Linked DNA regions of Homo sapiens: region 2 is linked to region 1. Evidence: chromatin loops called from intact Hi-C (ENCODE). Cell type or tissue: heart right ventricle. All regions are shown on one strand. Links, peaks and the distances in the headings refer to the core of each region. The heading gives the core; the rest is flanking DNA.

Region 1 (8,338 bases), core at 106-8,105:
AACTACCATCAGCGTGAACAGGCAACCTACAAAATGGGAGAAAATGTTTGCAACCTACTCATCTGACAAAGGGCTAATATCCAGAATCTACAATGAACTCAAACAAATTTACAAGAAAAAAACAAACAACTCCATCAAAAAGTGGGCGAAGGACATGAACAGACACTTCTCAAAAGAAGACATTTATGCAGCCAAAAAACACATGAAAAAATGCTCATCATCACTGGCCATCAGAGAAATGCAAATCAAAACCACAATGACATACCATCTCACACCAGTTAGAATGGCGATCATTAAAAAGTCAGGAAACAACAGGTGCTGGAGAGGATGTGGAGAAACAGGAACACTTTTACACTGTTGGTGGGACTGTAAACTAGTTCAACCCTTGTGGAAGTCAGTGTGGCGATTCCTCAGGGATCTAGAACTAGAAATACCATTTGACCCAGCCATCCCATTACTGGGTATATATCCAAAGGATTATGAATCATGCTGCTATAAAGACACATGCACACATATGTTTATTGTGGCACTATTCACAGTAGCAAAGGCTTGGAACCAACCCAAATGTCCAACAATGATAGATTGGATTAAGAAAATGTGGCACATATACACCATGGAATACTATGCAGCCATAAAAAAGGATGAGTTCATGTCCTTTGTAGGGACATGGATGAAATTGGAAATCATCATTCTCAGTCAGCTATCGCAAGAACAAAGAACCAAACACCGCATATTCTCACTCATAGGTGGGAATTGAACAATGAGAACACATGGACGCAGGAAGGGGAACATCACACTCTGGGGACTGTTGTGGGGTGGGGGGGGAGGGATAGCTTTAGGAGATATACCTAACGCTAAATGATGAGTTAATGGGTGCAGCGCACCAGCATGGCACATGTATACATATGTAACTAACCTGCACATTGTGCACATGTACCCTAAAACTTAAAGTATAATAATAATAAAAAATAAATAAATAAAATAAAATGTGGGCAAAGGACATAAATAAAGATTTCTCAAAAAAAGATATACAAATGACCAACAAACATATTTTAAAAGTTCTATGTTACTAATAATCAGGGGAATGCAAGTTCAAACCACAATGAGATACCACCTTACTCCTGCAAGAATGGCCATTATTAAAAAGACAAAAAAAATAGATGTTGGAGTGGATGTGGTGAAAAAGGAGCATTTATACACTGCTGGTGGGAAGGTACATTAGTACAACCTCTGTGGAAAACTGTATGGAGATTTCTCAAAGAGCTAATAGTAGGTCTACCATTCAATCCAGCAATTCCACTACTGGGTATCCACCCAAAGGAAAAGAAGTCATTATATCAAAAAGACACCTGCACATGTATGTATATCACAGCACAATTCACAATTGCAAAGATATGGAACCAACCTAAATGCCTACCAACCAATGAATAGATAAAAGAAAAAGAAAAAGTATACATATGTATATATATATATATAATGGAATTCATTATACATATGGAATATATATATATATGGAATCCATATATATATATGGAATTCATTATATATATATACACAATGGAATACTATGCAACCATAAAAATGAATGAAATAAATTCTTTTGTGGCAACTTGGATAGAACTGGAGGTCATTATTCTAAGTGAAGTAACTCAGGAATGGAAAACCAAATGCCACATGTTCTCACTTATAAGTGGGAGCTAAGCTATGGGTATGCAAAGGCATACAGATTGGTAAAATAGACATTGGAGACTCAGAGATAGGGAGAGAGGGATGGGTGAGCAATGAAAAACCACCTATTGGGTACAACGTACACCACTTGGGTGATGAGTGCACTAAAATCTTGGACTTCACCACTATACAATTCATCCATGTAACAAAAAAAAAATGTGTACTTCAAAAGCTATTGAAATAAAAAATATTTTTTAAAAAAAGAAGAGTGGGTGTTCGAAGAAAAGCAGGGCTTAGGGTGTGCACTCCCACTTTGGGTGTGTAACTATGTATATCATTTTATGCTTGGCATCCAAGGCTCTATCTACCCTCTCGTCCCCCAGACCCCCACAGCCTCAGCCTCCACCATACTGGACACACCTACCTCTTCCCCAGCCCTGAAACATCCCAGTGGCCTCTTTGCACCCTAACTAATGAATTGTTTTTCACTTTACTTCCTCCTTGAGAATTTAGCCCCATGGTCATATCTTCTTTCTTGAACCCTTCCTTCCTCCACGCTCCAAGACCTTGTCTCAATTCTTTGATCACAGCTCCTTGGCCTTCTTTCCTTGCTACCTGTCACTTCTCTTTCAGCCTTGCCCCAACCTCAGGAATTCCTCAAAGTTCTTCTTTATTGTTCTCCCTGCTTCACCTTGCTCATTAAGGACTTTGTTGATAGTCATTGTTTCAGTTTTACGCCTCTGTGCTGATGCCTCCTACATCATTACCCAGAGTCTCCATCTCTTTGAGCTCAGACCAGTATTTCCCACTACATGAGTGGGCAGTTCCATCTGGAGGCCCCACATGCATATCAAGCTCAACAGACCCAAGCCAAGCTCATCCCACACACAATTTGCTCCCCTGCTCTGTCTCTGTTGGTGGTGCCCTTATCTCCCCAGCTGCTCAGCTCAGATCCCCAAATCAACCATAACTCCTCAGTCCCTCTTGCCTTCCCCTACAACCTATGCATGCATGTTTCCATCCATTTTTCCATTCCACAAGTAATTATTGAATGTTTAGTATATGCCGGACTCTGTTGAGGTGCTGAGAATACAGAGGTGAACAAGACAGACAAGGCTCCTACCTTCTTTTCAAGCCCCCTCTAGTAGATGGATGAGTTGAGGGAGGTATATGATAAATAAACACACATACAAGCTACCTTCCACCATTCCCAGTGCTATGAAGGCAACAAAGCCAGATGAAGTAATAGTGACTGAGTGGTTATTCAATCGGGTGGTCAGGGAGGCCTTCTCTGAGGAAGTAACATTTGAGCTAAGGCCTGAATGAGAAGAAGATATCGGCTATGCAAAGATCTAAATAGTGAGCACGTGCAATGGCACTGGGGTGGGAACATGATTAGTATTTTCAAGGGTGAGCAGTCAGTGTGCTTGAAGTGCAGGGAACAAGTGAAGAGCATTAGGAGATGGGGTGGAAGAGGTAGGTAGGACCAGATCATGTAGGCCCCAATAAGGAACTGTTCAAGTCCTGTCTACTCCATCTCTGCAGCATCTCCTGTACCCAGCCTCTGCCCCAGTGTCTCCAGCACTCTAGTTCCCATTTCATTCCTTTCCACTTGGATGTCAGGGAGAGGCCCTCACCTCCTTTCTATCTTTTCCTGCTCATTTCCAGCTATACTGGTGCCAGGTGAATCTCTCTAACGATAAGTATCATTGTATGTCTTTCTGCTTAAAGCCCATCAATGCCCCCACCTCCCCCAACTGACTACTAAGTTGTGGTATTCAGGACCTCACTATGTGGCCTTGGCCTATCCAGCAAGTTTCTCTTCTCCTTCATATTCATTCTCCAGCCATGTCCTGAATATGCTCTTTTAGGTCCCTCTGCCAGGAGTGGAGGTAGGACTGCTCTTGGGCTCCGAGAACCCAGGTTCCATGTCCCAGCTCTGCCAGTTCTTGTCTATGGGGCTGTGGGCAAATTATTTAACCTTTCAGGGCCTCAGTTTCCCCATACATAAAATGAGGCTCAGAGAGATGTATGGATTACTTAGCAATGTAGATTATTTATTGCAAAGTGCTATCACCTTACCCAGGGCTTACTATATTTTAACCCCCCACTGGTCTGACAACACTCAAGTCTAATAAGCCTCCATCATGAAATCACTCATCCTGAAAGCTTCCATCAAGATATCATTTGTCTCTCTGAGTTGTCATTGTGTTTGGCATCTCTTTCAAGGCCTCCATTTTGTTTATGCCTCATCTTAGAGTCCTTTGGATAACAATCACATTACCAGCATTTCCATTACTCTGTGAGCATCTAGGGTCACGATCCTCACAGGGCTCATCTCTGAGCCCTTCTTAGTGCCCAGCTCAGGGAGGTAGGGAGGCCTAATGAAAAGCATCTGGAGTCACACAGAGGTGGGTTCAAATCCTGGCTCTGCCACTTCTTAGCAGTATGATCTTGAGCAAGCCACTTCAATCTTGGAGCCTCAGTGTTTTCATCTGTGAAATGGGTGCAGGGTTGGTGACATGGTTTGGCTGTGTCCCCACACAAATGTCATCTTGAATTGTAGTTTCCATAATCCCCATGTGTCATGAGAGGAACCTGGTGGGAGGTAATTAAATTACGGGGGTGGTTTACCCCATGCTATTCTCATGATAGTCAATAAGTTCTCATGAGAACTGACGGTTTTATAACGGGCTTCCCCCTTCGTTCAGTTCTCATTCTTCTTCTCCCTGCTGCCATGTGAAGAAGGACGTGTTTGCTTCCCCTTCTGCCATAATTGTAAGTTTCCTGAGGCCTCCCCAGCCACGCTGAACTGTGAGTCAATTAAACCCTTTTCCTTTATAAATTACCCAGTCTCAGGTATGTCTTTGTTAGCAGCATGAGAACAGACTAATACAGGTGCCTACCTTGCTAGAGTGTTGAGAAGATCCTGTAAAATATGTGGTATGCACTTATCACAGTGCCCAGTAAAGTCACAGGCATAACGTGAGTGTTTAATCACTGTTCATCATGTTGGCTCATTTTCTCTAGGGCCCCACTTGGCAAGCCCTTCTTTCCCTTCTTTGAGTTAATTCACACCTTTCAAGCCTCAACCGCCCTTCCCTAACTAACCCCCACCCCCACCCCTGCCCGAGCTCCTGAAGCATTTTTTAAGAGACAGAGTTTCCCTCTGTCGCCCAGGCTGGAGTGCAGTGGCATGATCATATTTCACTGCAGCCTCAAGCTCCTGAGCTCAAGAGTTTCTCCTGAGTGGCTAGGACTATAGGTGTGTACCACCCATGCTCGGCTAGTTAAAAAAAACAACAACTGTGTGTAGAGACAGGGTCTTACTATGTTGCCCAGATTTGTCTTGAACTCTTGGGCTCAAGCTATCCTCCCACCTTGGCCTCCCAAAGCAATGAAATTACATGTTTGAGCCACTGTGCCTGGCCTTGTGAAGCACTTTTTCAACTGGATTTTTGTCACATCAAACTAACCTCAAATATATAAGCCAGTCTCTTGGCCTAAGCTGTGACATTAAGGACAGGGCCAGGTGAGAGTCATCTCTTTGGCCCCAGTGTACATCACAGGGTCTGGTCTAGAAGAGCCACTGCTTAAGGAGGTCAAGGAGTGTGCACTGGATGCAGTTAAATATTTGTGTGTAGGAACAGGGAGACATGAGAGGACACGAGGCAGGGGTTGTGGAGATGGAAGGGGACACTGGAACTCCAAGGAAACTGGGGAAGAGTGGGTGAGGATGACATCAAAAACCCTTCCCTTCCCTGGGGATGAAGGGAGTGCATATAGATACTGAGTGTACATTGTACACCAGGCACCATGCCATGTACTTTCCCAGACAAGATGTCATTTGAACCTCAAAAATCCCCCATAAGGTGTTAGCACCCCTTTTTCCTGGATGGAGATCTGAGAGCCCGAGAGGCAAAGGACTGGGACTTCAACCCAGACTCCCAAGCCTGTCTTCTTTCCATGGCAGCCCAGTGCAAAGGGAGAGGCGACTTTTACCTCCTGCTGGTGGTTTCAGGAGTAGGGGAGAGAGTCGAGAGGGAAGCAGGAGTGGTAGGTGTGAGAGCTGTTGAACAAACGAGGAAATGCTTTTGAATAAGGGCGCTGGAGGAAAGCTGGCTGAAGAGAAGTGAGAGCTGGAGGGAGGAAGTGGGGCAGGGCTGCTAGGATTCACAGCAGTCCATAGAGGCTGCTTTCATCCACTTCAGCCCACTCTGATGGCCTGCTGGGAGTCAGCCTTCTCTGCCCTGCCTCTGGGATTCTGGCCATGGTCAGGAATTGCACTAGGGTAGCCCTGGGCTGCTGCAGCACCTGTAAAACAGGTCGATGGTGATGAGCCTGGGATTGAGCAGAAATCAGGGCTGCATATGAATTTTCATAAGCCCTAAGTGCTTTTGCTTTAGTGGGCCCCTTCCTCCATAAACAATATTAAAATTGTATTATATGACTGCATTGATTTAATGACAAATATTGTCCAGGCTGTATCAATCATCATATATTATTAATATATTCATTATTTCTTCTTCCAATATTAAAATAAATTAAAATTAAAACATTTCTGTGAGCCCTAGGTGTTGGGCCTACTATGCCTAATGATGATAAATCAGCCCTGGCAGAGGCCAGCACAGAGACTGCAAAAGAGTGAAAACATTCCTGCCCAGGGGAGAGAGGCACTAAGGCCTGGGCAGCTGGAAGTCTGTCCGTACACTCAGTGCAGCTCACACTTGTGACCACAGCAACACTTGCTGCCTCCCTTGATGGAGTGAGTGTAGAGACTCCTCATTTCTCAACTCCACCGCAGCCATATTCTAGTCCAGAGAGGCAAGCAGGTTCCTGCTAGGCCCTCTAACTGGCTCTTATGACCTTGGGCAAGCTTATCACTGTCAAATGAGAGCCATTTATGGCAAAGGGCTACTGACTGCGAAAGGATGGAGCAAGGCCTGAGGCGGCTCTAGGGAGAGAGATCCCCAGGGCTCCCAGCCTCCTTTCTTCTCAGGGGAAGAAGAAGAGTTGGGCCCAGCCTGAGGCTGGCCTCCTTTCAATCAGCACCCCTGGGGTGGGGTTGGAGAGATAGGCAGCTGAATCTGTGGCTCCAGCTTGTCCATAGAGTGGAACACATTGTCCAGGTCACGGAAAAACACCAGAATAAATAACCACTGCTTGTGTAGGCGCAGGAAATTACCATGTCCTGGCTTGTGACAACTTTATGACGAGGGGAAGCAGAGGACGTAGAGATGGGGAATGAGATAGGGGGTAAGAGGTCAAGGTGCTAAGAAGGGAGGCGGGGCGCTGGGCCCAGGAAAAAGAGGAGGAATCACAGAAATAAAAACTCTCCAAAGTGGTTGATACAGTTCGCCCACCTGTTTTCTCATTAGATACTCACAAAACCTTGCAGGTGGGTAGAATTGTGAATTCCCCATTTAGAGGTGCAGAAACAGGCTCCAAGAGATGAAGGAAGGAAATTGCCTAACGTTATACTCAGCTAGTTAGTGATGAAGCTAGATTTAAACAAATTAGGTCTGGGTGACTTGAAAGTATTGGGTGGGTGGGAAAAGACCAGTCAGTGAGGTGATGGTGGCGAGGTCAGAGGCGAGTGAGATGAGAGTGCCTTTTCTCATGATTTCACCCATCTTGGGAGCCAGGTCAGTCTCTGCACTGCCTCCAAAAAAGTGCACTTGATTTGTGTCCAAATGACCCTGGGGTGCGTATCAGCATAGTAGCTAACATTTATTTAGTGCCTACAATATACCAATCACTGCTTACCAACTTTACATGCCTTTCCTCCTTTAATGCAGGGGTCCCCAACCCCCAGGCCACAGATCGGTAGGGGCCCATGGCCTGTTAGGAACCGGGCCACACAGCAGGAGGTGAGCAGCGAGTGAGCATTACCGACTAAGCTCTGCCTCTTGTCAGATCAGTGGTGGCATTAGATTCCCATAGGAGCACGAACCCTGTTGTGAACTACGCATGCGAGGGATCTAGGTTGCACGTTTATTATGTGAATCTAATGCCTGATGATCTTCTGAAGTGGATCAGTTTCATCCCCAAACCACCCCTCTTTCTCCCACCTCCAGGCCTCATCTGTGGAAAAATGATCTTCCACGACACTTGTCCCTGGTGCCAAAAAGGTTGGGGACCAGTGCTCTAACATTTATTGTGCACTTATTATGCCAGGCATAGATTGAGTGCCTTTTATTCATCAGCTTGTTTCCTTTTGCAACGACCCCATTATTAACATAGTCATGTACCACATAACAACATTTCAGTCAATGATGGACCTCATATGTGATGGTGGCCCCATAAGATTATGATACCATATTTATACTGTACCTTTTCTATGTTTAGATGTTTAGATACACAAATACTTACCACTGTGTTACAGTTGCCTGTAGTATTCAGTATACATGCTGCATAGGTTTGTAGCCTAGGAGCAATAGGCTATACCATAGGGCCTAGGTATATAGTAAGCTATCTAGGTTTGTGTAAGTATACTCTCTGTTGTTCACACGATGACAAAATCGCCTAATGACACATTTCTCAGAACGTATCCCTGTGGTTAAGTGATACATGATTGTAGTTCCATTTTATGGATGAGAAAAACTGAAACCCATAGAGATGAGGGGACCTACCTTCACAGAGCTAGTAAATGAGGGAGGCTGCATTTGAA
Region 2 (8,338 bases), core at 182-8,181, 51 kb after region 1:
GGCTTATCTGGTCTTCTGGCCCCCACCCAGGAACTAACTCAGCACAAAAGAACAGCTTCAACTCCCTATGAGTTCATCTTTGACCCGACCAATAAACACTCCTCACTTTCTGACCCCATATCCACCAAATTATCCTTAAAAACACTGATCCCTGAATTTTTGAGGTAACTGATTTGAGTAATAATAAAACTTCCATGTCCCATACAGCTGGCTCTGCATGAATTAATCTCCTTCTCTATTGCAATTCCCCCATCTTGATAAATTGGCTCTGTCTAGACAGCAGGCAAGGAGAATCCAATGGGAGGTTACACCTTCACACGTTTATATCCCCCTCCCTGATTCAGTTGGAGCCACTGACAGGCAGACCATTCCCCTGAAACAATGCCACTCCCCTGAGATGGCACCTGAACTTTGACGGCACAGTTCAGGGGAAAGAAATACCCAAATGATATAGGATAGGGTTCAAGCTTTTCCTTCTTCAGGAGAAGTGTGTCTCTGTGGCTGGAGGTGTGCAAACAGAGGCTGTGAGAACAATTGCTGGGGATGCTACAAAAGGGCTTGGGGCATCAGATGCTGGTGGTAATGGACATGGAGTGGAAATAGATAAATCCATATCCTTTCCTTCTTTGAGAGCTAGTATTTGGACATTGTGCCCAGTTGTTTTCCAGAGATGATTCCAGAGCTCCCGCATAGACAGATAGTGGGGGACAGGTCCCCAGCCAGGTCAACACGGTTCCCCTGGAATTAGTGAGTGGTCTCAGAGGCCCCTTGATATCATTGTTGTTTTGCCTACCTGCCTCACACATTCAGGTTCCCCACCCTTGATGTGGCCCTGGTTGCTCAGTGAAGGATGGGCCTTGGACACTCAAGCCAGCCCACTGTGGTTTGGCACGTGTCAAGACTTACAGTTGAGGTGGCAGAGGTGGGAGATACTGGGGCTCAGGTAGCAAGTTGTCTGCCTCCTAAGGCAGGTCTACTCCAAGCATGGCATGGATCCAGCTATGCTCTTCCATTTTGCTAACTTATCTGGAGTCTTTGTGTCTGCATGTCTCACTAGAAATGCATATGTAGGCAGGAGTTTCCCAGGGAAGTGGGGGAGAGAGGAAGAGAGGGATAGAGGAAGGGAGGGAGAGAGGGAATGAACTAACTTTTATTGAGCTTTATTTATATGCCAGCTGCCATATTAAGCACCAAAGGAAGAATGGGTTAATGGAGAAAGGCTTTAGAGTTAGACACTCATTCACTCACTCATAATTGTATCCATTTATTAAGTAAATATTTATTGAGCCTACTATGTGTCAGGCATTGTGCTAGATACTGGAGACACAAATGAAATTTCTAACCCCATGAAATTAAATTACAGTCTACTAGGAGAGACAGACATCAAGCAAAGAATTCCTCAAAATGATCCCTAATTACAAAGTGTGATAAATGCTCTGGAAAAAAAATAGAGGCATTGAGAGTGCATAGTAAGGGGAGCCTGATTCAGATCGTGGGGCAGGGGAATGTCGGGGAAATCCTCTATGAGGAAAAGAGGAAGAAACGGACAGCATGAGCAGAAGTTAGCCAAAGCAAGAGTGGAGGGAAAAATATTCCAGATAAAGGGAAATTTTTAAGCTAGAGCCTCGGGGTAGGGAAGAGATTAGAATGCTTAAAGAATTGAAAGGAAACTGGTGTGATTGAGGCAAAGAAATTGAGCCACCACACAGGGTTTGTTCCTTCCTAATCCCCTTCCAGGTAACCAAGGGTCAGGGACTTTGTGCTGTTTTTGAAAGTGGGAGAGAGAGGCCATGTTGAGGAAACCACAGGCTGCCCAGCTTCCCCAGGCCTGAGCCCAGCTCTCTCTTTCCTCCAGCAGCCCACTGTAGTACATGAACACTCAATGAGAGGTTCTGGAACCTGGGAGGGGCCTAAGCCAGCCTGGCTATTTCCACTGTGTTCTTAAAATCTGTTTCTGGTGTCCCCTTCTCTAAGTATCTTTTGAGTGCCTGTTCTGTGCCAAGCCTGTGCTGGGTGCCGAGGATATAGATATGAATTTGACATTTCTCCCTCAGTGAGCTCACCGTCCAGTGGTGGAAGCATACAGAGATAATGACCACCTTTAGCATCGGGAGGACCTCAGCATCTAGCTTTGATCTCTCCTGCTGCAGTTCAGGGTGATGTCACCCCAGGCTCATTTCCACCAGCCCTTCCTTGGTTTCCTGATATCACCTTGGTAGGGCTGTTGTAGGCACTTCAGACATCAAGCCAGACTCCTGATAGTGTTCTGCTCACGAAGACCAGGGACTTCCGATTTCCCTTTGGCTTTTCTGTCTCCACTATTTTATCTCCCAGCACTCAAAACTCAACAGAAAAATATTTACATAAGCTAGTGGCAGGGCTGGGCTGAGGTAGGGCTCACTGGAAGCTTCTGTACTCTAACCCCTCTGAGATCACAGAATAGAAGAGGACACTGGACTTGGACTGATTCCAGAAGCAGGGATAGAAAGCACCTGGGACCTGGGGAATTAGCTAGCTAGAGTCGCGGGAGAGATGCCAAACATCAGGAAGAAGCCCCGATTCCCACTTCTTCTACCCTCCCCAAGCCATGCCAATCACTAGCCATGTCACAGGGTAGAGGGTCCACCCCTTCCTTCTGGGGGGCATGGGAAGACAGCAGGCACGGTGATACAGAGCATAGGTTTGGGAACCCAGTAGCTTGAGGTTGACTCTTTACCAACTGCAGGATTGTGAAAGGCATTACCAGTGCTCCTCAATATGAGTGTCTTTTCACTGCCAGGTGTGCAGAGGCTTACACATTTCCACTCCTTTGAAGTTACATGTGACCATGTGACTAGTTCTGGTTAAGGAACTGAGGGCAGAAGTGACAGGGGTCATATGTGGGTCTAAGCATCTAATTGCAGGTCCTTTACTCCATGGCTTTCTCTTGCACAGTTTTGGTGATGGTGAAAGGCCATGTTGAGATGGTGGAAGGCCATGTTGAGATGGTGATGTCAAAGTCATAAGATGATAGCTCCTCCTGCAGCCTGGGTGCTAGAACCCTCCTGTCGACCCACAAAGGACATATAATATGAGTGAGAAAAAACTCTCTTTTTAAGTCACTGATGTTTGGATGATGTCTATTACTGCAGCATAACCTGGCCTACTCTAAAACAGGAATCCTGGGCCAGTTACTCAACCCCTGTGCCTCAGTTTCCTCATCTGTAAATCTAGGGTCATAAAAGTACCAACTTCCTATGAATATAAGGATGAAATGAGTCAATACATAAGGGGCTTAGAACAATCTGAGGTATACAATAAAGCACTCAATCAATGTTAAAATTATTACTATTATCTCATCTTCCTCCCTACCAGGCAAATCTCCTCAAACTTCTTTGGATTAACCAGAAAAATAAAGAAACAAACACATAGGCATGAGAGACATTGTAAAGTCTTCTGGTTTCACTCATTTCTTGTCTGGACTTTCTATGACGCATCACTGCCAAGTAGTATCCGGCTCTTCTGCAGGTCCTAGCACTGGTTCCAAAGGCAGAGCTGCAACCTGTTCACAGAGACCTTCCCTCTCCCTACCCCTGGCATCTATAATTGGAGTGGGACTCAAACCTGGGATTCCTGCCTCCTTGTCTGGCATGAATCTGGTGACATTGACACTATGCAGCACACCAGTTTCTGCTGTCACTGATACAGTCACTGAGGAAAGGAACTGGGTGCCCCTCCTGTCAAGCTACTTGGAAATCATGTCATCTCCTAACCACACTGACTCCTCTGCCCTGGGCTCCCACCAGTGTCCCCGAAAGAGACCTCTCTGAACAGGTTTCCTGGGCTCAGAACCCTTTGACCATCTCCCTCAGTTGCTCCCTCTACTTTCCTTCTCTTAAATTATTTCTGAAAGAGGCGCCTTGCTGTCTTCCTCCATCAAGCTGCTGTATGTATTCTTCCCAGGCTCCTGAACATTGGCTCCTTGCCTTTCCATGACCTGTACCTCTGTTGGTGGTCACAGCTTCCCTGCCCCTGAACCCAGGGAAGGATTGTAGCAGAGGCTGTTGGCAAACAAAGCTCACTTGGCTCAAACGCTGGCAGATGGAAATGAATTTGCACCTTGGGAGCCCCTGTGGTCACATGCATGAGGTACTATCTGAGAGGTGGAGAGTCCACATCCCAAATGTCAGTCTCACCTGTCAGTCACAGTGTCTTGACTTCCACCATTTGGGATAGGATATTGCCTTGTGTTAAACTGCAAAGAACACAGCAAGGCTACTATCCCTGGCCATATAGATGATTGAAGCAGGTGTTCTCAAAGTCTGGGCTGAGGAACTCCACATTGGAATCATCTGGGGTGCATGTTAAAAACGCAGGTTTCTGAGGTGGCTTTGTGGAGCTGGTGATCTGTTATTGGAAGAACGGCTGCTGGGGGGAAGGGAAGAAACACATTTGAGCACAGGTCCTTACTCCTTCACCCTCTCCACCAAGGGGCTACCCAGATCCTACCTACAACCTCTGCCCTGTGACAACACCTCCAAGGTCTGACATCAGAGACTGCATCCCCTTGAGTCTCTACTTTTAATTAAAAAGCAAATGGGGGTACCACAAGATTCAGGAAGGCAGTTATAGTGTTTGGAGGACACCTCATCCTGCCTTGAAGAACAAGAAGGTATGGGTGGAAACTACAGCTAGAGGAGTCCATGGGTAGAGGGAGGACCACTGGTCAGACAGTAGGAAGAATTCCTGGCAATAAAACTTCTTCCAATTTGTGCAGTGGTTTACAGTTTATATAGCTCTTTTGTATTCACACCCTTCATTAAGCCTCCCATAACATTGTGAGGTAAATATACTCATTACTTCTGTTTGACAGAATTGGAAATTAGGGATCAGACAGGTTAAGCAACGTGCTCAAGATCACACAGCTACTAAGTAGTAGTGGAGGAGAGATTTGACTCCAGGCTTTCTGCCCCTGTGATAATTATGGTTGATTCTGTTATCAGTTGGGTGAAACCTGGCACAGATTCCAGGTCTTAAAGAGGGCACCAAGTGGGCTGGAGGCCCTAGAAGGTCCTCAACCTACATTATGATACCTTTCTTCTCCCTGGGGAGGATCTAGAGAAGACAAATCCTGGTCCTTGCAGGTAATTAACTTTTAGTGCTCTCCATTGGACTCTCAGCCATCAGCAGCCACTGTTTGAACGAGGATGTCATCCTGGAAGATCTCTGGACTGGCTGATGAGGCACCCACACCTCAGCTAGAATGGGAGACTTTTTGGGTGGGAGGCATCTGATATGGTTTGGTTCTGTGTCCCTACCCAAATCTTATCTTGAATTGTACTCCCATAATTCCCACGTGTTTTGGGAGGGACCCGGTGGGAGCTAATTCAAATTATGGAGACGGTTTTCCCCACACTGTACTCATGGTAGTGAATAAGTCTCACGAGACCTCATGGTTTTATCAGGGCTTTCCGCTTTTGCATCTTCCTCATTTTCTCTTGCTGCCACCATGTAAGAAGTGCCTTTTACCTCCCACCATGATTCTGAGGCCTCCCAAGCCATGTGGAACTGTAAGTATAATTAAACATCTTTTTCTTCCCAGTCTTGGGTATGTCTTTATCAGCAGCGTGGAAACAGACTAATACAGTAAATTGGTATCAGTAGAGTGGGGCATTGCTGAAAAGATACCCCAAAATGTGGAAGCAACTATGGAACTGGGTAACAGGCAGAGGTTGGAACAGTTTGGAGTGTTCAGAAGAAGACAGGAAAACGTGGGAGTTTGGAATTTCCTAGGGATTTGTTGAATGGCTTTGACAAAAATGCTGATAATGATATGGACAACGAAATTCAGGCTGAGCTGGTCTCAGATGGAGATGAGGAACTTGTTGGGAACTGGAGCAAGGGTGACTCTTGTTATGTTTTAGCAAAGAGACTGGTGGCATTTTGCCCCTGCCCCAGAGATTTGTGTAACTGTGAACTTAAGAGAGATGATTTAGGGTATCTTGCAGAAGAAACTTCTCAGTGGCAAAGCATTCAAGATGTGACTTGGGTGCTGTTAAAGGCATTCAGTTTTAAAAGGGAAGCAGAGCATAAAGGTTTGAAAAATTTGCAACCTGACAGTACAATAGAAAAGAACATCCCATTTTCTGAGGAGAAATTCAAGCTGGCTGCAGATATTTGCATAAGTATGTAAGTAAGCTGAATGTTAATCCTCAAGACAATGGGGAAAATGTCTCCAGGGCCTGTCAGAGACCTTTGTGGCAGCCTCTCCCATCACAGACCCAGAGGTCTAGGAGGAAAAAATGGTTTCATGGGCAGGGCCCAGGGTGCCCATGCTGTGTGCAGTCTAGGGACTTGGTGCCCTGTGTCCCAGCTGCTCCAGCCATGGCTGAAAGGGGCCAATGTAGAGCTCAGGCCATGGCTTCAGAGGGTGCAAGCCCAATCTGTGGCAGCTTCCACATGATGCTGAGCCTCAGGCACACAGAAGTCAAGAACTGGGGTTTGGGAACTTCCTAGATTTCAGAAGATGTATGGAAACGCCTGGATGTCCAGGCAGAAGTTTGCTGCAGCGGCGGAGCTCTCATGAAGAACCTTGGCTAGGGCAGTGTGGAAGGGAAATGTGGGGTTGGGCCCCCACACAGAGTCCCTACTGGGACACTGCCTAATGGAGCTGTGAGAAGAGGGCCACCAATACCTGTACCCCCATTGTATCTAGGAAGTAATTAGCTTGCTTTTGATTTTACAGGCTCATAGGCAGAAGGGACTTGCCTTGTCTAAAATGAGACTTTGGACTGTGGACTTTTGGGTTGATGCTGAAATGAGTTAAGACTTTGGGGAACTGCTGAGAATGCATGATTGGTTTTGAAATGAGAAGACATGAGATTTTGAGGGCCCAGGGGCAGAATGATATGGTTTGGCTCTGTGTCTCCACCCAAATCTCATCTTGAATTGTACTCCCATAATTGTGTGGGAGGGACCCAGTGTGAGATAATTTGAATCATGGGGATGGTTTCCCCCACACTGTTCTCATGGTAGTGAATAAGTCTCTTGGGATATGATGGTTTCATCAGGGGTTTCTGCTTTTGCATCTTCCTCATTTTCTCTTGCTGCTGCCATATAAGAAGTGCCTTTCACCTCCCACCATGATTCTGAAGTCTCCCAGCCATATGGAACTGTAAGTCCAGTTAAACATCATTTTCTTCCCAGTCTCGGGTATGTCTTTATCAGCAGCATGGAAACAGGCTGATACAGCATCTGTCTCCATTCTCCTCTCATGGGCTGGACCCACCCAATAACTTCAGTAAAAGTGAAAATCTTACTAATGTGAGGTGATATTTGCTCCAGTGATAATGCAAAGAGGGCAGAGGTCAGCCCCTATCTAGTACAACCCTTACCTCAAAGCAGAAGAGCCAGAGTCAACTACATGGCCACTCTCTGCTGAAGGAGTTTGGAAAAGATTTCCTGGCTTCTCTTTATGTCTTCATGGCACATGGCCACCTTCTCTGTTTGCTCCATATCTCAAGCACTCCTTTTTGTGCTAGGAAGAACCCACATGGATTTGAGCACCAGCCTGGAAAACCAGGTTCTAGTCCCCTCTCAGCTATTAACTCATGGTGTGACCTTGGCAACTCAGTTCCCCTCTATGGGCCTCATATTGTAAGGGCCCTTCCATTTAATAGCTCAAGAAACCTCTACTTCCTCGCTACTGCACTTGATTAATCTTTTAAAAAGCCTCTGCTCAGATGGTGCTAAATAAAGAGTTAATGTGCATATCTGAAATGAAAGATTCACTATGGGGAAGAGATTGATGAACAGGAAAGAGAATAATATCTCAGTTGGAAATATGCAGTTGTATACCTGGAGATATTCAACTGGACAAAGATGGACAGGACTGAGCTACTTGAAGGAAATGTTAGCACTCGAGAGTCCACTGGCCTGCTAAAAATCTCCCCTTGGATGTCATCCCCAATATCTCAAAGCCACCATGGCTCCAACCCAACTCAGCGTCTCTCCTCTCCTGACCCAGAACCTCCAACCAATCGGTCCCCACATCCAGTGGCTTTTCTCTCCTCCTTATCTCTCGAGTTTGTCCCCTCCCTCATATCCACACTGCCACCACTAGGCCATCATCATCTTTCACCACTCACTTGGAAAAACATACTGCCTCCTCATTGGTTTCCCTGAGGTCATTCTTGACCCTCCAATCCACACTCCACACCTCTGAAATACCCTTCCATGGCTCCTATCACTCTTCCAATAAAACCAAGTTATGGTCGGCCAGGCCCTGCGTGCTCTGACTCTCAGGTCCTTCTCCAGCCTCCACTCTGCCACTTCTGGGTGGATGGTCCCACTTCCCTCT

The links. Hi-C counts contacts between places; a loop is a spot of excess contacts. Peaks named below come from ENCODE experiments on the same cell type or tissue, not always from the same donor. Only the 100,000 strongest peaks of a DNase experiment are listed, where the experiment ranks them.
Region 2: it touches region 1 in a loop (2.4-fold over the local background); 53 of 110 quality-filtered maps call a loop at or near these places.

Annotation. Positions count from the first base shown.
Region 1 is chrX:68,741,430-68,749,767 of GRCh38, forward strand. No RefSeq gene overlaps it. Among named protein-coding and RNA genes, the nearest start is that of EFNB1, 83 kb to the right of the region's middle. In heart right ventricle, for the core only: no CTCF peak of the experiment used is centred there; no DNase peak of the experiment used is centred there.
Region 2 is chrX:68,792,304-68,800,641 of GRCh38, forward strand. No RefSeq gene overlaps it. Among named protein-coding and RNA genes, the nearest start is that of EFNB1, 33 kb to the right of the region's middle. In heart right ventricle, for the core only: no CTCF peak of the experiment used is centred there; a DNase peak (open chromatin) is centred at 3,662.